Regions from separate parts of the Homo sapiens genome. Here region 1 is linked to region 2. Evidence: read pairs that join two places in POLR2A ChIA-PET (ENCODE). Cell type or tissue: PC-9. All regions are shown on one strand. Links, peaks and the distances in the headings refer to the core of each region. The heading gives the core; the rest is flanking DNA. Region 1 overlaps RALGPS2 (Ral GEF with PH domain and SH3 binding motif 2). Region 2 overlaps AXDND1 (axonemal dynein light chain domain containing 1).

Region 1 (9,181 bases), core at 2,001-7,000, 750 kb before region 2:
AATTTACATTCCCACCAGCAGCGCATAAACATTTCCAGTTCTCTGCAGCCTTGCCAGCATCTGTTATTTCTTGACTTTTTAATAATAGCCGTTCTGACTGGTATGAGATGGTATCTCATTATGGTTTTGATTTGCACTTCTCTAATGATAGTAATGTTGAGCATTTTTTCATATGCTTATTGCCCATATTTAGGTCTTTTGAGAAGTATCTGTTCATGTCCTTTGCCCACTTTTTAGTGGGGTTGTTTTTTGCTTGTAAATTTGTTTAAGTTCCTTATAGATCCTGGATATTAGATATTTTTCAGTTGCATAGTTTGAAAATATTTTCTTCCATTCTCTAGGGTATCTGATTACTCTGATAGTTTCTTTTGCTGTGCAGAAGCTCCTTAGTTTAATTGGGTCTCATTTGTCAGTTTTTGTTGCAGTTGCTTTTGGAGTCTTTGTTATGATATCTTTGCCAGGGCCTATGTCCAGAATGGTATTTCCTAGGTTATCATTCCAGGGTTTTTATAGTTTTAAGTTTTACCTTTAAGTCTTTACTCCATCTTGAGTTGATTTTTGTATTTGTATATGGTACAAGGAAGGGGTCCAGTTTTAGTCTTCTGCATATGGTTATCCACTTATCCCAGCACCATTTATTGAATAGGGAGTCTTTTCCCCATTGCTTGTTTTTGTCAGCTTTGTGAAAGATCAGATTGTAGGTGTATGGCCTTATTTTTGTGCTCTCTATTCTGTTCCGTTGGTTTGTGTGCCTGTTTTTGTAGCAGTGTCATGCTGTTTTGGTTACTGTAGCCTTGTGGTATAGTTTGAAGTTGGGTAATGTGGTGCTTCCTGCTTTGTTATTTTTGCTTAGGCTTGCATTCACTATTTGGGCTCTTTTGAGGTTCCACATGAATTTTAAAACAGTTTTTTCTAATCCTGTGAAGAATGTCATTGGTAGTTTGATAGGAATACCATTGAATCTTTAGATTGCTTTGGGCAGCATGGCCATTGGCCAAACAATATTGAGTCTTCCTAGCCATGAACATGGAATGCTTTTCCATTTGTTTGTGTCCTCTCTGTTTCTTTGAGCAGTGTTTTATAATCTTCATTGTAAAGATAGTAAACCTCTCTAGTTAGCTATATTCCTAGGTTTTTAATTCTTTTTGCGGCTATGGTGAATGGGATTACATTTTTGCTTTGGCTCTCAGTTTGGATGTTGGTGTATAGGAGTGCTACTGATTTTTGTACCTTTGTACTTTCTTCTCATTAGTTTCAAAGAATTTCTTGATTTCTGCCTTAATTTCATTATTTACCCAGAAATCATTCCAGAACAGGTTGCTTAATTTTCATGTAATTATACAGTTTTGACTGAGTTTCTTTAGTATTGATTTCTATTTTTACTACACTGTGGTATGAGAGTGTGCTTTGTATGATTTTGTTTTTTTTTTTAATTTAATGAGGATTGTTTTATGTCCGATTGTGGGTTGATTTTAAAGTATGTGCCTTGTTCAGATGAGAAGAATGTATATTCTCTTGTCTGTGTGGAGTGTTCTGTAAATGTCTGTTAGGTCTATTTGATCAAGTGTTGAGTTCAGGTCCTGAATGATCTGCCTGTTGTCAGTGAGGTGTTGAAATCTCCCACTATTATTGTGTGTTTGTCTGTGTCTCTTCATAGGTCTCTAAGAACTTGCTTTATGGATCTGGCTGCTCCTGTTTTGGGTGTGTGTATATATTTAGAATAGTTAGGTCTTGTTGAACTGAGCCCTTTACCATTATGTAATGCCCTTTATTTATTTATTTATTTTAATCTTTGTTTAAAGTCTGTTTTGTCTGAAATTAGAGTAGCAACCTCTGCTTTTTTCTATTTTCCATTTGCTTGGTAGATTTTTCTCCATCCTTTTACTTGGAGCTTGTGGGTGCCATTGCATTTGAGATGGGTCTCTTGAAGACAGCATACAATTGGGTCTTGCTTCTATATCCAGTTTGCCACTCTGTGCCTTTTAATTGGAGCATTTAGTCCATTTACATTCAAGGTAAGTATTGCGATGTGTGGATTATTTCCTTTTGTCATGTTGCTAGCTGGTTATCATGCAGACTTGTGTGGTGCCTTTATAGGGTTACTAGCCTGTGTACTTAAGTGTATTTTTATAGTGGCCAGTAACTGTTTTTCCTTTCCATGTTTAGCACTCCCTTCAGGACTTTTTGTAAGGCAGATCTGGTGTAATGAAATCCCTTAGCATTTGCTTTTCTGAAACAGATATTATTTCTTCTTCGCTTATGAAGCTTAGTTTGGCTAGATATGAAGTTCTTGGTTGGAAAGTTTTTTCTTTAAGAATGCTGAATATAGGCTGATATGGTTTGGCTCTGTGTCCCCACCCAAATTTCATGTTGAATTGTAATCCCCAGTGTTGGGGGTGGGGCCTAGTGGGAGGTGATTGGATCATGGGGGTGGTTTCTAATGGTTTAGCACCATCCTGCTAGTGCTGTCTCATGATAGAGTTCTCATGAGATCTGGTTGTTGGACAGTGTGTAAAACAACCAGATCCCCACTTTGTGCTCTCTCTCTCCTGCTGGCCATGTGAAGATATGCTTGCTTCCCCTTTGCCTTCTGCCATGATTGTAAGTGTCCTGAGGCCTCCCCAGAAGCAGAAGCTTGTGCAGCCTGTACAACCAGAGCCGATTAAACCACTTTTCTTTATAAATTACCCAGTCTCAGGTATGTCTTTTTTTTTTTTTTATACAGAGTCTTGCTCTGTCGCCCAGGCTGGAGTTCAGTGGTGCAGTATCGGGGGAATTTCAGCCCCCAATATTTCACGTGGGTCCTTTTCTATTTTCCCTAAATGTCGGCCAGTCTGAGAAATAAAGGGAAAGAGTACAGAAGAGAGAAATTTTAAAGCTGGGTGTCCAGGGGAGACTTCACATGTCGGCAGGTTCCGTGATGCCCCCAAAGCCGCAAAACCAGCAAGTTTTTATTAGTGATTTTCAAAAGGGGAGGGAGTGTACGAATAAGGTGTGGGTCACAGAGATCACATGCTTCACAAGGTAATAAAATATCACAAGGCAAATGGAGGCAGGGTGAGATCACAGGAACGGAGCGAAATTAAAATTGTTAATGAAGTTTCGGGCACGCATTGTCATTGATAACATTTTATCAGGAGACAGGGTTTGAGAGCAGATAACCGGTCTGACCAAAATTTATTAGGCGGGAATTTCCTTTTCCTAATAAGCCTGAGAGCGCTATGGGAGACAGGGGCTTATTTCGTCCCTTATCTACAACCATAAAAGACAGACATTCCCAAAGCGGCCATTTCAGAGATCTCCCTTTGGTAATGCATTCTCTTTCTCAGGGATGTTGCTTGCTGAGAAAAAGAATTCAGCGATACTTCTCCTATTTGCTTTTGAAAGAAGAGAAATAGGCTCTGTTCTGCCCGGCCCACAGGCAGCCAGACTTTAAGGTTATCTCCCTTGTTCCCTGAACATCGCTGTTATCCTGTTCTTTTTTCAAGGTGCCCAGATTTCTTATTGTTTAAACAATTTGTGCAGTTAACGCAGTCATCACAGGGTCCTGAGGCAACATTCATCCTCAGCTTACAAAGATGACGGGATTAAGAGATTAAAGTAAAGACAGGCATAGGAAGTCACAAGAGTATTGATTGGGGAAGTGATAAGTGTCCATGAAATCTTCACAGTTTATGTTCAGAGTTTGCAGTAAAGACAGGTGTAAGAATGATAAAAGTATTAATTTGGGGAACTAATAAATGTCCATGAAATCTTCACAATTTATGTTCTTCGGCCATGGCTTCAGCCGGTTCTTCCATTTGGGGTCCCTGACTTCCTGCAACAGTGCAGTCTCAGCTCATTGCACAACCACCTCCTGGGCTCAAGTGATTCTCCTACCTCAGCCTCGCGAGTAGCTGGGATTACAGGTGCCTGCTACCACACCCGGCTAATTTTTTTTTTTTTTGCATTTTTAGTAGAGATGGGGTTTTGCTGTGTTGGCCAGGCTGGTCTTGAACTCCTTACATCAAGTGATCTGCCCACCTCAGCCTCTCAAAGTGCTGGGATTACAGGTGTGAGCCACCGCACCTAGTCAGTGTGTCTTTATAGCAGTGTGAGAACTAACCAATACATAGGCCCACAATCTCTTCTGGCTTGTAGGTTTTTGGCTCAAAGTACAGCCATTAGCCTGATGGGGTTCCCTTTTTAGATGACCTACCTGCTCTCTCTGGCTGCCTTTAACATTTTTTCTTTCATTTTGACCTTGGAGAATCGGATGACTGTGTGTCTTGGGGTTGGTCTTCTTGTGTAGTATTTTTCAGGGGTTCTCTGCATTTCCTGAATTTGAATGTTGGCCTCTTTAGTGAGGTTGAGGAAATGTTCATGGATAATATCTTGAAATGTTTTCCAAGTTGCCTGCTTTTTCTCCCTTTCAGGGATGCCAATGAGTCGTAGAGTTGGTCTCTTTACATAATCACATATTTATTGTTTTTTTGTTTTTGTCTGAGTTATTTTGGAGAGCAGGTCTTTGAGCTCTGAAATTCTTTTCTCATCTTGGTTGATTTTGCTGTTAAGATTTGTGATTGTTTTCTGAAATTCTTGAAGTGAGTTTTTCAGTTCCTTCAGCTTAGTTTGGTTCTTTCTTAAAATGACCATTTCATCTTTTATCTCCTGTATTGTTTTATTCTATTTCTTAGAATTTTTTGATTGGGCTTTGACTATTTCCTGAATGTCAGTTATCTTCATTCCTATACATATTCTGAATTCTATTTCTGTCATTTCAGCCAGGTTATGAATAATTGCTGGGGAACCAATGTAGTTGGAGTTAAGACAGGACAGTCTGGCCTTTTGAGTTTTTTGTACTGGTTCTTTCTCATCCATGTGGGCTGATATTTCTTCAGTCTCTGAAGTTGCTGTCCTTTGGCTTTTTTTTTTTTTTTTTTTTTTTGGCTTTTATCTTCTTGGATGCCCTTGGAGGTTTGATTATGGTATAAGGTGGGTTCAGTCGACTGGCTTTGAGTCTAGTCTGCTCTTGGGTTGTGAAGGAGCCCCCTCTGTTTACTGTCTCTATGCCTGCATTTCTTTTATTGGATGTTCTGATCCATGGGGCTCCCTCATGCAAAGGCCGTATCCTTGCCAGGTAAGCCCTATTCTGCTGTTCATGTGCTCCCCAGGAATCACAGGGTTGTGCCTGCCTACGGAATTCAGGCAGAAGCGGGACTGCTGGGCTGGAAGCTGTTGCAGATATGGCCTGTCTGGCTACAAGAGGCCAGGCCAGGAGTGGGTGGAGTTGACCACCCTGTCATCTGAGTGTTTCCAGGAAGACGGGAGGCTGTGCTTCTCAACAGATTCAGGCTGAAGTAGGATCACTGGACTAGAAGCTGTAGCAGGTGCAGCTTGCCTGGCTACCAGTAGCAGAGGTGGGTGGGGATGCCCGCCCTGCCATCTAGGTGCTTTCTAGGATAACGGGAGGCCATGCCATCCAGCTGAGTTCCCACAGAGCACAACTATAGGCCAGAAGCTGTCTCGAACTCCTGGGCTCATAGCGATTCCCCCACCTCAGTCTCCTAAAGTGCTGGGATTATAGATGTGAGCTACTGTATCTGGCCTGATTTCTTTTTAAGATGTTTATCTCTTCCTTTGTTTCCTAGATTGCCTTAGAAGTTTCTTTGTGTTGATATTCGACCTTGTCTTGGATCTTGTTGAGCTTCCTTTTTGTCGGTGCTTTGAATTCTTTTTCTGTCATTTCTGAGTTTCCATTTTGGTTAGGGACCATTGCTGGAGAGCTTGTGTGATCCTTTGGTGGTGTCACTGTATTCAGATTTTTCATGGTGCAGAATCCTTGTGTTGGTTCCTTCTCATCTGGAGACATTGGCACTTCAATTTTTGTAATTATTTTTGTGCAGGTAGAATTTTTTCCTTCTTTTTCTGTGATATTATTTTTTCCTCCTTCCCTTTCCCCACTCCCTAGGGGGTGTGACTATAGAGAATGCTGGGTAGGGTCTTTTGACTTTGCTTCTGTAACCATAAGCACTTCTGTTGGCAGGTTTTTAATTGGGATATGCAGTTCTACCTATCAGCCAGTAGATGGCGCTTACGGGTAAGAGCTAGCTGTGGCCAAAGTGGCTGGGTGTACACTTGATCCTTGTTTACTGGGAGATGCTCTCTGTTGCCTCAGGCAGTGGGCTGATTTGTGGAGTAAACAGTGGTCTGTGCTCCCTCCTCAGTCCTGGGGAGGTGCTGGGAGGGGTGGAAGGTGGGCAGGGCTGGACCAAGCAGGTCCACCTACGGGTCCCCCAGTGGCAGGCACAAGAACCAAGGCCAAAGGAGAATCCAGTGGGTGGCCACCAGACGCCCAGAAGTGTGTCCAGGTGTGGAACTGAGAAACCTCCTTGACCCCAAGTTCTCTACACATAGATAGGAGTGGCCTAAACTCATAATCCAGGAGAGTGGGTGCTCCAGATGCTTGGAGATATGCCTGGGACCTGGGCATGGAGCAGAGATAGCCACCCATGCACCAGGATCTCTGCACAGGAATGGTAGGGTGGCTCAGGCTGCTGTTCCAGATGAGCAGGTGCTCCAAATGCCTGGAGATCTGCCTGGATATGAAGCAGAGATGGGGACCCCTGCACCTGGATCTCTGCACAGGAAAGGTGGGGCTGTTCAGGCTACCAATCCCAGCAAATGAGTGCTTTGAATGCCTGGAGGTCTTCCTGGCCATAGAGCAGAGAGGCCCTGCTGCACCACAATATATACCCAGGAAGGGTGGGGCAGGTCAGGCTGCTGAAGCAGGCAAGTGAGTGCTTTGAATGCCTGGAGATCTGCCTGGGTATGAAGTGGAGAGGACCCACCATGCACAAGAAGGATGGGGTGACTCAGGCTGCTAGTCCATGCAAGCAGGTGCTCCAAATGCTTGGAGATCTGCCTAAGCGTGCAGTAGAGAGGGCCCTACTGCACCATAATCTATGCATAGAAAGGGTGTAGGTTGGTTTAGCCTGCTGATCCTTGGAAAGGGATGCTCTGAATACCTGGAGATCTGCCTGGGTATGAAGCAGAGAGGGCCCTGCTGCACTATGATCAATGTCCATGAAGGGTAGGGTGGCCCAGGCTGCTGGTCCAGGCAAGTGGGTGCTCCAAATTTCTGGATTTATGCCTGAGGTGGAGTGGAGAGGGCCCTGCTGCACCACGATCTTAGGAGAGCTTGCTGGGGTACCCAGCAGTGATATACATAGACTGGTTTCAGGTCATGAAGCTGGCCCTGGCTGCACGTCTCATTGTCCGGGAGAAAGTGCAGCTGTAGCAGCTCTCCCCACGCATCCAAGGCCTGCAGTGGGGGAAAGCACAGTTCCAACACCCCAGTTAGCTTCAGGGATTAGGAGCAACAATGTTCTATTCCTTGGCCTGGGTTGCTCAGATGCCCAGGGAAAAAGTGTCACAGAGAGAGGCTCTCTGCCTTTCTTGCATACTGGGGCCTCACTCACTTTTATCAGCCTGTGTTCTCCTTCCCAGGCTCTGGGTGTCGTTTATGATTCCACTGGGTTTCTGTTTTCCTTCCTGAATTAAAGCTTACAGAGTCGATTGCTTCTTTTTTTTTTTTTTTTGAGACAAGGTCTCACTCTCTTGCCTAGGCTGGAGTGCTGTGGCATGATCACGGCTCACTGCAGCCTCAGCCTCCCAGGCTCAGGTGATTCTCCTGCTTCAGTGTCCTAAGTAGCTGGGACTACAGGTGCACACCACCATGCCTGGCTGATTTTTTGTTTTTGTTTTTAGAGATAGGATTTTACCATGTCACCCAGGCTGGTCTTGAACTCCTAAGCAGAAGTGAAGCAATCCACCCACCTCGGCCTCCCCAAGTGCTGGAATTACAGGCTTGAGCCACCATGCCCAGCCCACAGTTGATCTTTATGCACTATCTTGATATTTCCAAGTGGCTGATGCATGCTAAAAGCCTCTAATCAACCATGTTGGGGGGAAAAAGATGCCACATTATCTTTATCATTCACTTTATTTTCTCTGTCACACGTATACATACTGTTTTCCTGAAATATTTAAGATTAGTTTGCATACTTCATACTTTTTTTTTTTTTTTTTTTCTGAGACAGTCTTGCACTCTCGCCCAGGCTGGAGTGCAGTGGTGCAATCTTGGCTTACTGCATCCTTAGCCTCCCGAGTAGCTGGTACAATAGGCACCCACCACCAGGCCTGGCAAATTTTTGTATTTTTAGTAGAGACAGGGTTTCACCATGTTGGCCAGGCTGGTCTCGAACTCCTAATCTCAGGTGATCCATCCACTTCAGCCTCCCAAAGTGTTGGAATTACAGGCGTGAGGCACCGCGCCTGGCCACCCTTTTACCTCTTAGTACTTCTGCGTTTCTTAAAAACAAAGTTTTTTTATGTTGTTGTTGTTTTTTTTTTTTTTTTTGAGACGGAGTTTTGCTCTTGTTGCCCAGGCTGGAGTGCAGTGGCACTATCTCGGTTCACTGCAACCTCCCCGTCGCGGGATCAAGCTATTCTCCTGCCTCAGCCTCTCTAGTCGCTGGGATTACAGGCGCCGGCCACCACGCCCAGCTAAATTTTGTATTTTTAGTGGAGACGGGGTTTCACCATGTTGGCCACGCTGGTCTCGAACTCCTGATCTCAGGTGATCCACCTGCCTCGGCCTCCCAAAGTGCTGGGATTACAGGCGTGAGCCACCGCACCCAGCCTTCTTTATGTATTAATAACTACAGGAAATTGTCACATTTAGGAAATTGATATGGTAATCTACAGTCTATATTCCAATTTTGTGAATTACCATTAATATCTCTTAAAGCATTTACTACCATCCAGTACAGGACCTTTAGTTGCCATATCTCTTGAGTTTCCTTTAAATTGTAATAGTTCTTCAGCCTTTCTCATAACATTGGCATTTTTTGAAGAATATATTTATCGAATGTTTCTCAGATTAGACTTGTCCATGTCCTTGAGATTAGATTTCAGTTATGGGTTCCCAGCTCAACTTCTTGTCAGTAATGTTGTGTCCTTCCCGGAGTATCATCACATCCAGAGGCACATGATGTCTCTCTTTTCCCCATTGGTGATAATAATTTTGATGTACTCAGTTAAGGGATTGTCCAGTTCTTCACACAATATAGTTACTTATTTTTTTTTCTTGTAACTAGTAAGCAGTCTGTGAGGAAAAACTGTTTTTGTTTTTTTACTT
Region 2 (9,181 bases), core at 1,598-6,597:
TGTTGAAGAGGAGTGGTGAGAGTGGGTAGGTATCCTTGTCTCATTCCAGTTCTCAGAGAGAATGCTTTCAGCTTTCCCCATCCAATATTATGTTTGCTGTGGATTTGCCATAGATGGCTTTTAATACATTGAGTTATGTCCATTGTATGCTGATTTTGCTGAGAGTTTTAATCATAAAGGGATGCTGGATTTTGTTGAATGCTTTTTCTGCATCTATTGAGATGATCATGTGACTTTTGTTTTTAATTCTGTTTATGTGGTGTATCACATTTATTGACTTGTGTATGTTAAACCATCCCTGCATCCCTGCTATGTAACCCACGTGATCATGGTGGATTATCTTTTTGATATGTTGTTGGATTCAGTTAGCGAGTATTTTGTTAAAGATTTTAGTGTCTGTGTTTATCAGGGATGTCAGTCTGTGGTTTTCTTTTTTAGATATGTCCTTTCCTGGTTTTGGTATTAGGGTGATTCTGCCTTCATAGAATGAATTAGGGAAGGTTCCCTTTTTTCTCTATCTTGTGGAATAGTGTCAAAAGGATTGGTATCAATTCTTTGAATGTCTGGTAGAATTCTGCTGTGAATCCTTCTGGTCCTGGACTTTTTTTTTGTTGGTAATTTTTTAATTACCATTTAAATCTTGGTGCTTGCTATTGGTCTGTTCAGGGTATCTAATTCTTTCTGAGTTAAGCTAGGAGTGTTGTATTTTTCCAGGAATTTATCCATCTCTTCTAGGTTTTCTAGTTTATGTGCATAAAGATGTTCTTAGTAGCCTTGAATGATCTTTTGTATTTCAGCGGTGTCAGTTGTAATATGTCCAGTTTTGTGTCTTAATTAGGTTATTTGGATTTTTTCTGTTCTTTTCTTGGTTAATCTTGCTAATAGTCTATCAAATTTATTTATCTTTTCCAAGAACTAGCTTTTTGTTTCATTTATCTTTTGTATTTTTTTTGTTTGTTTATTTCAATTTCATTTAATTCTGCTCTGATCTTGGTTATTTCCTTTCTTCTGCTGGGTTTGGGTTTGGTTTGTTCTTGTTTCTCTAGTTCCTTGAGGTGTGACCTTAGAATGTCGGTTTGTATTCTTTCCGTCTTTTTGATATAGGCATTTAATGCTATGAACTCTTCTCTTAGCACAGCCTTTGCTGTATCCCAGAGGTTTTGATAGGTAGTGTCATTATTGTTGTTCAGTTCAAAGAATTTTTAATTTCCGTCTGAGTTTTGTTTTTGACCAAATGATCATTCAGGAGCAGGTTATTTAACGTCCATGTATTTGCATGGTCTTGAAGGTTCCTTTTGGAGTTGATTTCCAATTTTATTCCACTCTGAGAGAGTGCTTGATATAATTTCAATTTTCTTAAATTTATTGAGGCTCATCTAGTGGCCTATCACATGGTCTATCTTGGAGAAGGTTCTGTGCACTGTTGAATAGAATGTGTATTCTGTGGTTGTTGGAGAAAATGTTTTGTATATATCTGCTAAGTCCATTTGTTCCAAGGTATAGTTTAAATCCATTGTTTCTTTGTTGACTTTTTGTGTTGATGTCCTGTCTAGTGCTGTCAGTGGAGTATTGAAGTCCCCCACTGTTATGTATTGCTGTCTATCTCATTTCTTAGGTCTGTTAGTAATTGTTTTACAAATTTGGGAGCACCAGTGTTAGGTGCATATATGTTTAGGATTGTGATATTTTCTTGTTGGACAAGGCCTTTACCATTATATAATGTCCCTCTTTGTCTCTTCAACTGCTGTTGCTTTAAAGTTTGTTTTGTCTGATATAAGAATAGCTACCCCTGCTCGCTTTTGGTGTCCATTTGCATGAAATGCTTTTTCCAACCTTTTTATTTCAGTTTATGTAGTCCTTATGTGTTAGGTGAGTATCCTGAAGGGAGCAGATGGTTGGTGAGTTCTTATCCATTCTGCAGTTTTGTATCTTTTAGGTAGAGCATTTAAGCCATTTACATTCAATGTTACTATTGAGATGTGAGATACCATTCCATTCATCGTGCTATTTGTTGACTTTGTACCTTGGTTTTTTGTTTTTTATTTTTGCTTTTTAAATTTTCATTTTTTTTGTTTTATAAGTCCTGTGTGATTTATGCTTTAAAGAGCTTCTGTTTTGATGTGTTTCCAGGATTAGAGCTCTTTTTAGCAGTTCTTGGTAGTGGTGGCTTGGTAGTGGCGAATTCTCTCAGCATTTGTTTGTCTGGAAAAGACTATATCTTTCCTTCATATATGATGCTTAGTTTCGCTGGATACAAAATTCTTGGCTGATAATTGTTTTGTTTGAGGAGGCTGAAGATAGGGCCCCAATCCCTTCCAGCTTGTAGGGTGTCTGCTGAGAAAACTGCTGTTAATCTGTTAGGTTTTCCTTTATAGGGTACCTGATGCTTTTGTCTCACAGATGTTAAGATTCTTTTCTTCGTCTTAACTTTAGATAACCTGATGACAACGTGCCTAGGTGATGATCTTTTTGCGATGAATTTCCCAGGTGTTCTTTGTGCTTCTTGTATTTGGATGTCTAGATCTCTAGCGAGGCCAGGGAAGTTTTCCTCAATTATTCCCCCAAATATGTTTTCCAAACTTTTAGATTTCTTTTCTTCCTCAGGAACATCAATTATTCTTTTTTTTAATCCACAAAAAAATTATAATGTAAGTTAAAGTACAAATGAGGGTTCATTTTTTTTACTCATCATATTGGCAAAAGTTAAGAAATTGCAAGATACAGTCATGCACTGCATAAGGATGTTTTAGTTAACAACAGACTGCAGATAAGATAGCAGTCCCATAAGATTATAAGACTGTATTTTTACTATACCTTTTCTATGTTAAGATACACAGATACAAACCATTGTGTTACAGTTGCCTACAGTATTCAGTGTAGTACATGCTGTACAGGTTTATAGCCTGGGAGCAAAAGGTTATATCATATAGCCAAGGTGTGTGTGGTGGGCTATACCCTCCATTTGTATAAGTACACTATGAGGAACATCAATTATTCTTAGGTTTGGTCATTTAACATAATCCCAGACTTCTTGGAGGCTTTGTTCATATTTTCTTTTTCTTTTTTCTTTGTCTTTGTTGGATTGGGTTAATTCGAAGACCTGGTCTTCGAGCTCTGAATTTCTTTCTTCTACTTGTTCAATTCTATTGCTGAGACTTTCCAGAGCATTTTGCAGTTCTGTAAGTGTGCCCAATTTCCCTGATGTTTTGATTGCTTTTTCTTTATGCCATCTATTTCCTTGAATATTTCTCCCTTTCCTTCTTGTATCATTTTTTTGGATTTCCTTGCATTGGGCTTCGCCTTTCTCTGGTGCCTCCCTGATTAGCTTAATAACTAACATCCTGAATTCTTTTTCATGTAAATCAGGGATTTCTTCTTGGTTTGGAACCATTGCTGGTGAGCTAGTGTGATTTTCTGGGGGTGTTAAAGAGCCTTGTTTTGTCATAGTACCAGAGTTGGTTTTCTGGTTCCTTCTCATTTGGGTAGGCTCTGTCAGAGGGAAGGTATAGAGCTGAAGTCTTTTGTTCAGATTCTTTTGTCCCATGGGGTTCTCCCTTGATGTAGTACTCTCCCCCTTTTCCTATGGATGTGGCTTCCTATGAGCTGAACTGTAGTAATTGTTATCTCTCTTCTTGGTCTAGCCACCCAGCAAGCCTACCTGGTTCTGGGCTGGTGCTGGGGGTTATCTGCACAGAGTCCTGTGATGTGAACCGTCTATGGCTCCCTCAGTCGTGGATACCAGCACCTGTTCTAGTGGAGGTGGCAGCGGGGGTGAAACAGTTCGTGAGGGTTCTTAGCTTTGGTGGTTTAATGTTCTGTTTTTGTGCTGCTTGGTCTCCTGCCGGGAGGTGGCACTTTCCAAAGAGCATCAGCTGTGATAGTATGGAGAGGAACTGGTGGTGGGCAGAGCCCCAGAACTCCCAAGAGTATATTTCTTCATATACCCTACCCACCCTTTGTCTTCAGCTACCAGGTCGGGGCAGGGCTAGGCGTGTCTGAGCTCAGATTCTTCTTGGGCAGGTCTTGCTGTGGCTGCTGTGGGGAATGGGGGTGAGTTTCCCAGGTCAGTGGAGTTATGTACCTAGGAGGATTATGGCTGCCTCTGCTGAGTCATGCAGGTTGTCAGGGAAGTGGGGGAAAGCAGGCGGTCACAGACCTCACCTGGTCTCCACACAATCTGAAGGGCTGGTCTTACTCCCACCATGCCCCTACTAACAGCCTTAAGGCTGTTTCCAGGCAGTGGGCAAGCAGGACTTGAGAACTTGTCCCATGCTACCTGCCTCCCAGCTGCAAAAGAAAAGAGTTTTGGTTGTTCTTCCCCCTGTGGAGTCTGTACACTGGATTCATGCCCTCCCCTGAGTTCTAGCGGGAGGCACCTCGCCCGATTCAAATTGTTACAAAGTTCAGCTGGAGACTTCCTTCTCCTTGGGGCGTTTTCCCCTGTGCCTCTGGCCGCCCTCCCGAAGGATCCCTGTGGTGCCAGGCAGGAATGGCCTGCTTGGGGACCCTGCGAACTCCCAGAGCCTTTCCTGCTGCTTCCTCTACCCCTGTATTTTGCTCGGCTCTCTAAATTGACTCAGCTCCAGGTAAGGTTGGAAACTTCTCCTGCAAACCAGACCTTCAGTTTCCCCAGTGGGGGTGTGTTTGGGAGTGGAGGGTCTCCCTTTCCCACTTTCGCAGTTTGGGCACTCACAGTATTTGGGGTGTCTCCCAGGTCCTGCAGGAGCAGTCCACTGCCTTCGGAGGGTCTTTGGGTCCTCTCGGGATTCCTGCTTTGTTCTTGCAGTCATTCTGGAGCTAAAATTTCTCACGTGAGCCTCCACACACTGCTCTGTCCATCTGAGTTGGAGCTACAATCTAGTCCTACTTCCCATCCACCAGGATGATCTTCTCTTTTATCTGATGATGAGTCTTAATATAACATCCATACTTGATCATTATGCTTAAGTTTGAATATCTGAAGTGACAGAGAACTACTTTCAGAAAGACTCCATTCATTTTTGGTGAGCACTGAGTATTAGAACATTAATTCTTTCTATTGAACTAAATGTAATATGTCTCCTCGTAGCTTTAGCTTTTTCTGCGAACTGGTCCTAGTTCAGTCTTTTCTGGTTAATATGAACAGGGCTGATTTGTCTTCCATATGATAATATTTCCAACATTTAAAAACAGCTGTATTCAACCTAAGTCTATTTTTTGATTTTCTATTCTTTTCTATTGATCTGTCTATTAGTGGGTCATTACCACAATATTTTAATTATTGAGGCTTTATGATACATTTTCCTTTTTCTTTTTTTTTTTTTTGACTTTTAAGTTCGGGGTACATGTGCAGGTTTGTCACAAAGGTAAACTTGTGTCATGGAGGTTTGTTGTACAGATTATTTCATCACCTAGGTATTGAGCCTAGTACCCATTAGCTGTTTTTCTTGATCCTCTCCCTCTGTCCATCCTCCACCATCCGAAAGGCCCCAGTATGTATTGTTCCCCTTTGTGTGTCCATGTGGTCTCATCATTTAGGTCCCACTTAACAGGGAAAATGTAGTATTTGGTTTTCTCTTCCTGTGTTAGTTTGCTAAGAATAATGGCCTCTAGCTCCATCCATGTCCCTGCAAATGACATGATCTCATTCTTTTTTATGGCTGCATAGTATTCCATGGTGTATATGTACTGCATTTTCTTTATCTAGTCTATCATTGATGGATATTTAGGTTAGTTCCATGTCATTGCTATTGTGTATAGTGCTGCAGTGAACATATGCATGCATGTGTCTTTATCATAGAATGATTTATATTCCTTCAGGTATATACTTAGTAATGGGATTGCTGGGTCAAATGATATTTCTGTCTTTAGATCTTTGAAGAATCACCACGCTGTCTTCCACCATGGCTGAACTAATTTACACTCCCACCACAGTGTATATAAGTGATCCTTTCTCTCCACAACCTTGCCAGCATCTGTTATTTTTTGACTTTATAATAGTTGCCATTCTGACTGGTGTTAGATGGTAGCTCATTATGGTTTTGAGTTGTATTTCTCTAATGATCAGTGATGTTGAGCTTTTTCTCATATGATTATTGGCCACATTTTTGTCTTTTCAAAACTGTCTGTTCATGTCCTTTGCCCACTTTTTTATGGGGTTGTTTTTTGCTTGTAAATTTGTTTAAGTTCCTCATAGATGTTGGATATTAGACCTTTGTCGGATACATAGTTTGCAAAAATTTTCTCCCATTCTGTAGGTTGTCTGTTTACTCTATGGATAGTTTCTTTTACTGTCCAGAAGCTCTTTAGTTTAATTAGATATGCCATTTGTCAATTTTTGCTTCTGTTGCAATTGTTTTTGGCATCTTCATTGTGAAATCTTTTCCCGTTTCTATGTCCAGAATGGTATTGCCAAGGTTGTCTTCCAGGGTTTTTATAGTTTTGGGTTTTACATTTAAGCCTTTAATCCCATCTTCAGTTAATTTTTGTATATGGCATAAGGAAGGGTTCCAGTTTCAGTTTTCTCCATATGGCTATCCAGTTATCCCAGCACCATTTACTGAATAGGGAATTCTTTCCCTATTGCTTGTTTTTGTCAGCTTTGTTGAAGATCAGATGGTTTGTCGGTGTGAAGTCTTATTTCTGGGTTCTCCATTTTGTTCCATTGGTGTATGTGTCTGTTCTTGTATTATACCATGCTGTTTTGGTTACTGTAGCCCTGTACTATACTTTGAAGTTGGGTAGTGTGATGCTTTCGGCTTTGTTCTTTTTCTTAGGATTGCCTCACTGTTCAGGCTTCTTCTTGATTCCTTATGAATTTTAAAATAGTTTTTTTCTAGTTCTGTGAAGAATGTCAATGGTAGTTTGATAGGAATAGCATTGAATCTATAAATTGCCCTTGCCAGTATGGCCATTTTAACGATATTGATTCCTCCTTTTTATGAGTATGGAATGTTTTTCCATTTGTGTCATCTGTGATTTCTTTGAGCAGTGGTTTGTAGTTCTCCTTTTAGAGATCTTTCACCTTCCTAGTTAGCTATATTCCTAAGGTATTTTATTCTTTTTCTGGCAATTGTGAATGGGAGTTCATTTGTGATTTGGCTCTTGGCTTGACTATTGTTAATGTATAGGGATGCTAGTGATTTTTGCATGCTGATTTTGTATACTGAGACTTTGCTGAAGTTGTTTATCAGCTTAAGAAGCTTTTGGGCTGAGACAATGGGGTTTTCTAGATATAGGATCATGTCATCTGCAAACAGGGATAGTTTGACTTTCTTACGATACATTTTCATATCTGGTAGGACCAGCCCTCATCACTGATCTTTTTCAGGCATTTCATTGCTATTCTTGCTTACTTATTCTTCCTTTTATTTATTTATTTATTTTTTAGAGACAGGGTCTTGATGTTGCCTCGGCTGGTCTCAAACTCCTGGGCTTAAGTGATCCTCCTGCCTCAGCCTCCAGAGTAGCTGGGACTATGGCATGCACCACTGCACCTGGCTATTTTTCTATATAACTTTATAAGCTAGTTCTTAAAAATAAGATTTTTTAAAACTAGCATAATATTAAATTTATATATTAACTTAGAGTAGACATGTTTATGATGCTGAATTGTATTATCCAAGAATATGGAATATAGGATGTCTACTTTTATGCCTTTAAATCATATCTTATTTGTTTGCTTATTTTGTACGTTTCTTATTAGGTTTATGCCTGAATATTTTATTTTTTGCTATTTTAAATGAGACATTCTTTTCCATTATATCTTCTAACTAGTAACTGTATATATATATACAGTTATATATATATACAGCATATTTATATATATTATATATATACAGACTATATATATATAATCAATTTCTGTATTTTAATTTAATTTAATTTAATTTTGTTTTATTTTTTGAGATTGGATCATACTCTGTCACCCAGGCTGGAGTTCAGCGGTCCAGTTATGGTTCACTGCAGCCTTGACTTCCTGTGCTCAAGAAGTCCTCCCACCTCAGCCTCCGGACTATGTGGGATTATAGGTGCGTGGCACCATGCCTGGCTAATTTTTAATTTCGCAGAGACAGGGTCTTGCTATGTTGCCTAGGCTGGCTTGAATTCCTGGGCTCAAGTGATCCTCCTGCCTCAGCCTCCCAAAGTGCTGGGCTTACAGATGTTCACCACCATTCCTATTTTAATTTTATATGCTGTGACTTTACTAAATTCTCTTACTGTATTTCTCTCTCCTCCTCCTGCTGCTCTTCCTCTTACTGTTTTTAGTAGTTTTTCAGTGGATTCTTTGGGGTTTTCTAGATACTTAATCAAATCACCTACAAATAGGGATAGTTTTACCTCTTTCTTTTCAATTCTGATACTTCTAGTTGCTTTTTCTTTTTTAATTATATTGAATAATTCTTCTAATTCAATATTAAATAGTAGTGGAGATAACAAGCATCCTTTTCTTGTTTCTGACTTTAGCAGGAATGCCTTTAGTGATTTACCTTTAAGAAATATGCTGGCATTGGAGCTGATTTATAATTTAATTTATTTGTTCTTTCTTCAAAAGTCTCAGATATCCACCTTGGGTCATTTGTCTTCTACCTTAACCTGTAGAATTTTCTTTAGTGAAGATATCCTGGTGGCAAACTCAGTTTTTGTTTGTCTGAAAATGCCTTTATTTCACCCTCATTCTTACATTTTTTTTTTTTTTTTTTTGCTGGGTATGCTATTGATTCTGGGATGGTATTCTTTTCTCTCAGCACATCGTTATTATTTTTACTGTTTTCTGGATTTTGTTGTTATTGAACTGACCATTGAGAATCCAGCTGTCAGTTCCTTTGAAGTGAATTCATCTCTTCTCTCTATTTTTAAGGTCGTCTTTTTGTCTTTGCTCTGATTAATGTGGAGATGGATTTTCTTTTCTTTTAAATTTTGCTTGGGATTCTCTTGATTTCCTGAATCTTTAATTTGGTATCTTTTGTTAGATCTGGAAAATTCTCAGTCATCTATTCAAATATTGCCTCTACTGCATTTGCTCTCTTCTTTCCTTCTAGAACTCTAAATGAATGTGTGTTGGAATCAATCCCCCATGTCTCTTAACCTTCTTTCATATTCTCTCTCTATTTCTCTGCATTGCATCCTGAATAATTTTTCTGGCTTACTATCCAGTTCACTAATTTGCCCTCCAATTGAATTTCATCTGCCATTAAACCTT

The links. ChIA-PET counts read pairs that join two places held together with the same protein. Peaks named below come from ENCODE experiments on the same cell type or tissue, not always from the same donor. Only the 100,000 strongest peaks of a DNase experiment are listed, where the experiment ranks them.
Region 1: POLR2A ChIA-PET joins it to region 2 with 5 read pairs; 2 of 35 experiments call an interaction of 5 or more read pairs at or near these places.

The regions. Positions count from the first base shown.
Region 1 is chr1:178,762,455-178,771,635 of GRCh38, forward strand. All of the region lies in intron 1 of RALGPS2 (Ral GEF with PH domain and SH3 binding motif 2), which reads left to right. Among named protein-coding and RNA genes, the nearest start is that of RALGPS2-AS1, 41 kb to the left of the region's middle. In PC-9, for the core only: CTCF peaks have their summits at 6,057 (motif pointing right) and 6,257; no DNase peak of the experiment used is centred there.
Region 2 is chr1:179,513,096-179,522,276 of GRCh38, forward strand. All of the region lies in intron 21 of AXDND1 (axonemal dynein light chain domain containing 1), which reads left to right. Among named protein-coding and RNA genes, the nearest start is that of NPHS2, 58 kb to the right of the region's middle. RefSeq lists an enhancer at 3,797-4,996. In PC-9, for the core only: no CTCF peak of the experiment used is centred there; a DNase peak (open chromatin) is centred at 4,016.